Regions from separate parts of the Homo sapiens genome. Here region 1 is linked to region 2. Evidence: chromatin contacts called from ENCODE Hi-C or POLR2A ChIA-PET data. All regions are on one chromosome and are shown on one strand. The core of a region is the stretch at or near the end of the contact, and the rest is flanking DNA. Distances in the headings are between cores, read along the strand shown.

Region 1 (4,303 bases), core at 1,033-3,532, 130 kb after region 2:
ACATGCTTATAATCCCAGCTACTCAGGAGGCTAAGGCAGGAGAATCGCTTGAACCCAGGAGGTGGAGGTTGCAGTGAGCCGAGATCGCACCATTGCACTCTAGCCTGGGTGACAGAGACTCCGTCTCAAAAAACAGCTAGTTTATAAAAAAAAAAAAACCCATCAACAACAACAAAAATTAAAAGAAGTCAAGACGTTGCAATTTTAAAAGGCAGGAGGGGGAAATACAGGGAGAGAGAAAAAGCAATACGGCAGAATATTAACACTGTGGGCATTCACTGTATTATTTTTTACTTTCCAGCAGACTTACGATATTTAAAAATAAAAAGTTAAGGAGATTGTAGACCTTTACCAAAAATCCACTGAGTCTCTGCTTAGGTAAACATGAAGGTGAACTGGACCTTAAGTGGACGCTTGAGGTTCCCTTTATTTCTGCAGCCTCTCTGAAGTCTTTAGTTTCAGCCAAAATGGCAAAACACAATCAAATATGTAAACAGACTCACTGCTAATTCACTAATGCTAAATGAGAGCTAAGAGAAAATCTTCAGAAGGGGATTGAACTACAGCAGCTTATTGAGGGACGGAGGGAAATATACACAGAAACACTTTCCAACTACAACAAATCAAAGTTCATAGCCTGCCTTGATAAGACTTCTGTTGCTCAAAAGTTACACAGCACTAAGCAATTCCAAAACAGCTCTAAAATTCAGGAATGAGGAGAGCTCAAAGAGAAATTAGAGATAAAATTTAACCGAAATAGATTTTAAAAATCCAGATCCCAAGGACAAAGACATTTTCAAGTAATATAACAACCAAGTCAACCTAATACACAAAATTTCAAATTTTTTTAAAAAGGAATTTGATTATTCATTTTACTGAGAGTTGTTTTATATATGGACTCATTTAAATAGACACCTCAAAAACTTAAATTGTGTGTACAAAAAAACGGATTTTTCATCCTACCTCAGGTTCATAGCTGTTGGAAATGACCCCAATATGCCTTTTGGTGCCATTCAGTTAACCAGCAGCGACCTCATGTGGCCACAAGAAAAACCAATCTAATTCAGCCGCAAAGCCTCAATCTAATTTTTCGCATTTCAATAGTCAAGAATTTTATCTTGAGTTGTTGCACACGGACAGCTCCTCAGTTTGATGACTAGTTACGTTCTCTGGAGATTAAGAGAAATACAGCATGAGTCCCAGTGAGACTGGACCTACCACGAAGCGCGGAGAAGACCTTGTGCCCCAACAAGAACACAAAAGAACACCCACTACAGAACCGAGCTAGAGACTGGGCCCAGGACACTACTATTTCTTGAGTTAGCAAAGCGCTGAGAAAACCCAATTCCCGTCTGGGATCATTTGGGTTCTTTAAAATCAATCCCAGATCTATCTGCCAATCCCCCCTACATATTCAAAATACAATACAAAGGAGGGCTTTGAACCGACTCAGTCTCAAATCTTGTCAGATTCAAGTAATCACGCTTGGGTCACTTCTTTCTCTAGAACCAAAAACTCTTTGAAGACCTCTGCCCTCGGGCCTGTAAGTAAAGGCGGGTGGGGGAGAAACGGAGAAAGACAAACGAGAGAGGGATAGTGAAGAGAGAAAACTTGGGGGATGGGGGGGCCTGCGGACCCCCCACACTAAGCACCCCCTAGGGGGCCACAGGGACTGCCGAGCTGGACCTACAGGGAGGGGGGTCCTCGGAGCCGCTCTTGTCTTCCTGGGGGGGTCCTGAGGTTTCGGGCTTACAGGACCTGCCCTCTGAGTCGCCAGGATATTTCGGGGGCACACTCTCCTTGACGTCTGGCATTTTGCTGATGGTATCTGGGTGAGGGAGAAAGGCGTGTTGTTGGCGTCGGGGAAGGGGCCTCCCCAATTGCCAAGGGGGTCCCTGGGGGCGGCGGGAAGGGGGGTAGCGGCCTCAGGGTCTTGGGGGTGCTGAGGGGCAGAAAGGGGCAAAGGAGCGTGGAGGAGCGGAAGTCGAGAGTGGGACAGAAGTGGAGCGCTGGGCGGCAACGAGGAAACTAAAGCCACAGAAGCCCGGCGCAGGGCGGGAAGCGTGGGAAGGCCCCTTCCTTCGCGGCGAGGTGCCCCCCTCGCCCGAAACGCCGGCCCAGGCCCGCCTCCGGCTCCCAGGCCGTCACCTCCTCCTCCCCCGCCGCGGGTCATCCACTGGCGTCCGCTCGGTGGGCCTCGCGGCCTGGCGGCCTGGAGCGTACCACCGCGGCGGAGCGGCGGGTTGGGGCGTCGCACGGTGAGAAAGGCCGGGGCCTGAGAACAAACCGCCGCGGTCGCCGGGGCAACGGGACGGGGCACGTGCCCCCCCCGCCAGAGCCGGAAGCGGCAGGCTCGTGCGTCCCTCCTGAGCTCGAAGCCAACCAGGCCTCGAGCGGCTCGCTGCGGCCGGTTCATGCCGGTCAGCTCCCGCCCCTCGAGAAGGATGGCCTGGAACTGCTGAGACGAGGCCAGAGCATGCATGGGGCTTTTCTTCAGGCTGTTTGGACAGCCGAGAAGCCGAGCCACACCCAGGAGGGTTGTTTCACAGCGTGTGCCGCAGGGGCGCAGGGGCCGCGCTCTTTCCTCACATGTGGGAGAAGCGGAGGAGCCGCCAGGGCTGGGGCCAGGCTCTGCCCACTGGGGTTCCGCCCGTTGTCGCCCTCCGCCTCCTGGGCTCTAGCCCTTGCCTTTCTTGACTCTAAGTCTACTCTGTCGCCCTTGCAGTGATGTGAAGACCTGGAGTGCCCCTGCCTGAGAAAATAGAAAGGAAGCGTTTCCTCTTCACCTGCTCCCGTCTCTCTTTATTACTGTGTCATGACTTCTTACCATAAAAGTGTACAGTAACAAAACAAAACAAAAGATGAAAGTATTATGGTAAGAATCCGGGCGCGGTGGCTGACACCTGAGTCCAGCAGATCTCCTGTCAGGAGTTCGAGTCCAGCCTGGCCAACATGGTGAAACCCCGACTCTACTAAAAATACAAAAATTAGCCGGGCGTGGTGGCGGGCGCCTGCATTCCCAGCTATTCGGGAGGCTGAGGCAGAGAATTGCTTGAATCCGGGAGGCCGTGGTTGCAGTGAGCTGAGATTGCGCCACTGCACTCCAGCCTGGGCAACAGAGCGAGACTCTGTCTCAAAAAAACAAAACAAGGCCAGGCGCGGTGGCTCGAGCCTGTCATCCCAGGGCTTTGGGAAGCCGAGGCGGGTGGATCACCTGAGGTCAGGAGTTTGAGACCAGCCTGACCAACATGGAGAAACCCCGTCTCTACTAAAAATACAAAATTAGCTGGGCGTGGTGGCTCATGCCTGTAATCCCAGCTACTCAGGAGGCTGCAGCAGGAGAACCGCTTAAACCTGGGAGGCAGAGGTTGCGGTGAGCCGAGATCACGCCATTGCACTCCGGACTGGGCAACAAGAGCAAAACTCCGTCTCAAAAAAAAAAAAACAAAAACAACCTTTGCCTTGTTAGTGTGGAGTGTGGATGTTTCTTGCACAACTCTTGGGTTTGGAGGGGGAAATTATAAAGACACCCAAAAGCATTTGTGCTTAAAAAAAGTCCATTCCACCTTGAGGCCCAGGCATATACCAGGGGAGTGGCCTAGCCAAGTTACTGTTTATCCAGAGCATCTCAGACTCATCCATACCAAACCTACCCCTTCCTCCTCCTCGCCCTCTCCTGCTATTTCCCTCAGGGATGCCAACTGTGAAGCAGGCCAGCCTTCACCCTAAAACCACCAGAAGTGGGAGGAAGTTGCATGATGACTTCAGCAAAGAGTTCAATGAAATATGATGCTTCCTTATTACATAGGGAGATATTTAGGCTGGGTTATTGATTTCTCTTTAAAAATGCAAATCAGGAATTCCATTTGGCATTTTTACTTCTGGGAAAGTTTCCAGAATAACACCAGTTCGTTTCCCCCACAAAAATTGCATTGCTGTAAAACTCCCTACTGATGTCTGAAATTCCTCTAACAATTCTTTCATATATGTTAAATTGTCTGTTTAAATATTCTCTTAATATTCGAATTGTCTGGGAGGGTCAGTGGGAAGAAATAGCAGTCCAGGAGCACATGGTAGTGTGAGAGGGGGGTGGGGGAGGGTGGAGAGTGGGGAGGGGACCGAAGCCAGAACAGGAGGAAAAGGAGGTAGCAGAGAAAGACAAAATTAGTTTTCCCAGGGTCAGCCCAGGTACAGCATTTCATGATCTTTATCATTAATAGTCATCAGAACCAACCAAGCAAAAGTTAGAGGTTGAGGGGAGTAGAAAGATCAAGTAAGAGATATGCACTTCTTCCCTTTGGGG
Region 2 (4,010 bases), core at 609-3,108:
CTGAGGTTTGAGCTTGGTTAATTGAGAAAATAATGTACAACTAACAGAAATAGAGAATTGAGGGAGGGGGCATGTTTGAGGGATGATATTAAATCCGGTTTCAAATGTGTTAAGTTTGAGGTGTTTTAGGTACCAGAGAACATCCAAGTGAAGATACTTCATAAACACTTGGAAATATGAGTCTGATGAGAGATGTGAAGGTTAGAAATACAGATTTAGGAGTCATCCAAGTTGAGGTGATTCTTAACGTTAAAGAGAACCCAGGCTGGGCGCGGTGGATCTTGCCTGTAATCCCAGCACTTTGGGAGGTTGAGGTGGGTGGATCACTTGAGGCCAAGAGTTCAAGACCAGTCTGGTCAACATGGTGAAACCCCATCTCTTCTAAAAATATGAAAATTTACTGGGTGTGGTGGTGCAAGCCTATAATCCCAGTTACTTGGGAGGCTGAGTCATGAGAATCATTTGAACCTGGGAAGCAGAGGTTGCAGTGAACCAAGATCACACCACTGCACTCCAGCCTGGGTGACACGAGCAAGACTCTGTCTAAAAAAAAAAAAAAAAAAAAAAAAAAAAAAAAGTCCATTGCTGAGAGACGAGAGAGATTGAAGAGGTCCAAAACAGAACTTAGCCTGGGCAACATAGTGAGATCTTGTCTCTACGAAAATAAAAAATTTTTAAAAATTAGCTGGGTGTGGTGGTGTGCACCCGTAGTCCTAGCTACTTGGAGGCTGAGGTGGAAGAACTGCTTGAGCCCAGGAGGTCAAGCCTGCTGAACTCCAGCCTGGGCGACAGAGTGAGACCCTATCTCCAAAATAATAATAATAATTTTTTTTTTAAAGAGTAGAGCTTATGTTTAGAGGCACAAGGGGAAAGAAACATAGGAAGATAACTGGGATAATGCAATATCTTAGGAGCTAAGGCTGAATGTGACAGAAAACCCTCAATAACTCTGGTTGAACAAGATAGAAGTAAAGAGTGCTGGGCTCAACAACAGTTCATGACCATTAAGGACCCAGTCCCTTTCTGCCATCTCATGGTTCAAGATGGCTATCCAAGTTCAAGGCATCAGCATGGGAAGGAAGAAAGGGGAGAATGGCACTTTAAAGATAGTTCCCAAAAGTTACACATGCCACTTTCACTTATAACCCACTGGCCAGAACTTGGTCATGTGTTTACACCTTGCTACAAAGGAGGTGGGAAATAATTGTCTTTATTCTAGGTGGCTGTGAACCTGTCTAAAAGTCCCATAACCAAGGAAGGAAGGGGAGAGTGAGTACTGGGGGCAATGGACAAACAGTATCCATTGATCTAGAAAGAGCTAGAAGGATGAAAACTAGAAAAAGGGTTAGGCAGTTAGAAGGCCATTGGTAAAGCCTAAATGGGGTCTAATTTCTAAGGTAGGAGAGAAGTGATGAAATTACCCCCCAATTTTTACATGGTGTTGAGAGTAGTCATTAAAAAAGTTTGATCTGTCTTCTCGGGAAATTGGTGTGATTGTCCTCCAAAAAGTGCAGGTGCTGTGGGTAAAGATGATGGCTTAAAGAGAGCAGAAGAGATGAGGAAATCGATCTTACATAGTTTTCAAGAGATGAATGAAAAGCTCACTGAGCCTGGTAATCAAGCTGGCATTTGAATTATTGCTCTAGCACTTACTGGATGGTGACTATTATTTAGGGAATCATTTAACTTCTTTAAGCCTCAGTTTCTACATGTAGAAGGGATACTAATTCTTACCTCATGGTTGTTGTGAATATTAAAAAGAAAATGCTTGGCATAGTGTCTGGCACAGAAGGAGTAGTACTCAATAAGTAGTAGCTGTTGGAAGCCAGCTGAGTTAGGTGAATTGGTAGAGGACTCAAGTCAGTTGTTTCTTGAGTATTTAAAAGGGCTCAACATTCCAGCAACTGGAGAAGAGAAAGCAAATGGCTATGAATACCCACTACAAGAACTGGCAGAAGATCAAGGGGAGCAAAGACAGCAAATATGCTATTAAATTAGGCATGGTTAGAAATCGTGGCTGGTTGGAAGCTGATCCAGGCAAAGCTGGTATATTGAAAACTAGGGAAGTTTGGGGGCCAGAGGTCAGAGGTCCAATGACAGGTAGAGAACAGACGCTTTAGGAGTTCAAGAAGAAGGGGGAGATGTAATGAGGTAATCAAGACCAAGTCAATGTGAAACAGTCCGAAGTCCCAAAGCTGGGCTATACCTATGGGCCCCAAGGTGAGTACAGATGGCTCCTAATCTGAAGATTCTCCACTGTGCTATTACATGTAATCCCAAACCAAACTTATAAGAATACTGGCCTTCCCTGGCATTTGAGTTTTATTCTGCCTCTTTAAAAGGGCTACTCAGAATAAATCAGTCTCCTTTGCAGAGTCAGGAGAAGGGAAACCAGCCTCTCTGTGCAGTGTTAGCATGATGAGCTAAGAGTTCAGAAATGACTGTAAATGAAAAATGGTGATAATGATAGCAGCTATCATTTACTGAATGCTTCCCACGGGCCAGCTGCCATGCTGATTTCCTTTATGTTGATTATGTCATTGTATATCTTGTGACAGATCTTCAGGGTAGGGGCTATTTTTGTCCCTGTTTCAGAGCTGAGGAAGAAAAGGTTAGGTATTGGAGCTGAGACTTAAACCCTAGTGTGACTGAATCCAAAGCCTGTACTTTTAACCATGAGGCTAAAACCATTTCATCAAAAGCCTTTCTGCTATTCATGTTCTTAACATCATAGAACTGGTAGGGACTATAGAGAGGTCCTTTAATCACAGATTCAAACTAGCCTAAATCCCAAAGCCCTGGAGAATGCATCCCAGGCATTCATTTTTTGAAAGAGACCTAGAGAGGAAAAGTCACGGGGCTGGAACTAAAACATGGGCTTCTTGAATCCCTGTCTAGCTCTTATTCTATTTCTCAGGTTGCCGTGGACCAAAATGAACTCTCAGTCTATTTGTCTTATCAAATTGCAGTCTTCAGCAAGTGTCTGAATAACTTGGTCAGGACCTTCCTTCCAGGAAGAGCCTGGTGACCCTCTGAAAGCAGCCATGTACTTGGGAGTTCTCCTGCACACCCATGGTTTTTGATGCTCACTATAGTGACTAGGCAGCTGGAGGATTCCAATCCTAATGATACGGAGAACACAAAACAATATGAGACACTGGGTCCCCCAGCCTTCTTCTCTGGGCCTGAGGGGAGATTTGAATTAGCAACTCCTCACATGAGCTGCATTCTTTAGCCTTAATTTAAGTGGGCAGAGGTGAATGAAAATGTGTAAATGTTGAAGTGTTATTATTCAAAAGCCCTTGAGATCCCATAGCTCATCGTAGTAATTAAAATGCAGCACAGAAGACCCCTTGCTTCAGTAGCTCACAGGGTATAAGGAAAATGAATGAGGATCACAAGTTGATGGGATTGGGAATTAGCATGCTGGTGTGCCATATTGAGTAGAACAGCTGGCCTCGATGTATGGGTAGCATAAGAAACAGGCCTCCCTCCCTGTGTGCCACTATCTCCTTGTTTCTCTCCTAGAAGGGCAGACTGTGGGGAGGGCAGAGCTCGGGGAACATGGGAAGTAGTGTAGGAGAAAGGCCTAAGGGTCTCTTCTGCAACTTCACTAGTCCCTGGGCGTGAGGTTTGTTGCCCAGGGTGGTCTCTAACTCCTGAGCTCAAGTGATCCTCCTCTCTCAGCCTCCCAAAGTGCTGGGATTACAGGCATGTACTGCCACACCTGGCCCTTCTCTGCCTTTTCTAATGTATTTTTACTTCTCTGTAAGCCTGACAAGGTCTTATTTCTCCTTCAGTGCTCAGCTCGAAAGCTACCTCTTCTGAGAAGCCTTCTGGTTCGAAGTAATCAGGCTTTCCTTTTTGTCTGCCAAGCATATGATTTATGCCTGTCTTAAAGCATCTATTGAGGCAGACTTGGTGTCTTTATTTTTTTTATTTTTTATTTTTTGGTGAGACAAGGTCTCGCTGTGTCTCCCAGGCTGGAGTGCAGTGGCATGATCACAGCT

Evidence for each region. A loop is a pair of places that touch in the nucleus more often than their neighbours do. ChIA-PET counts read pairs that join two places held with the same protein, here RNA polymerase II (POLR2A). Pooled maps may share reads with other maps.
Region 1: a loop to region 2 is called in a pooled map, with 2.1 times the contacts of the local background. The contact joins the promoter of TCP11 here to the enhancer-like site in region 2. A Hi-C loop is called at or near these places in 5 of 50 pooled maps. POLR2A ChIA-PET finds 5 or more read pairs at or near these places in 3 of 52 experiments (H1, PC-9 and activated T-cell).

Annotation. Positions count from the first base shown.
Region 1 is chr6:35,139,057-35,143,359 of GRCh38, forward strand. It overlaps TCP11 (t-complex 11), which reads right to left and starts at 2,283. Exons shown (of 10, transcript NM_001370687.1): 1 at 2,149-2,283; 2 at 1,691-1,828. The coding sequence starts at 1,814.
Region 2 is chr6:35,009,358-35,013,367 of GRCh38, forward strand. The region is part of intron 10 of ANKS1A (ankyrin repeat and sterile alpha motif domain containing 1A); the gene reads left to right. Among named protein-coding and RNA genes, the nearest start is that of ANKS1A, 120 kb to the left of the region's middle. Within about 2 kb of position 1,859, at least 2 of the 41 ENCODE cell types and tissues checked have a DNase peak (open chromatin) inside an H3K27ac peak, as active enhancers do.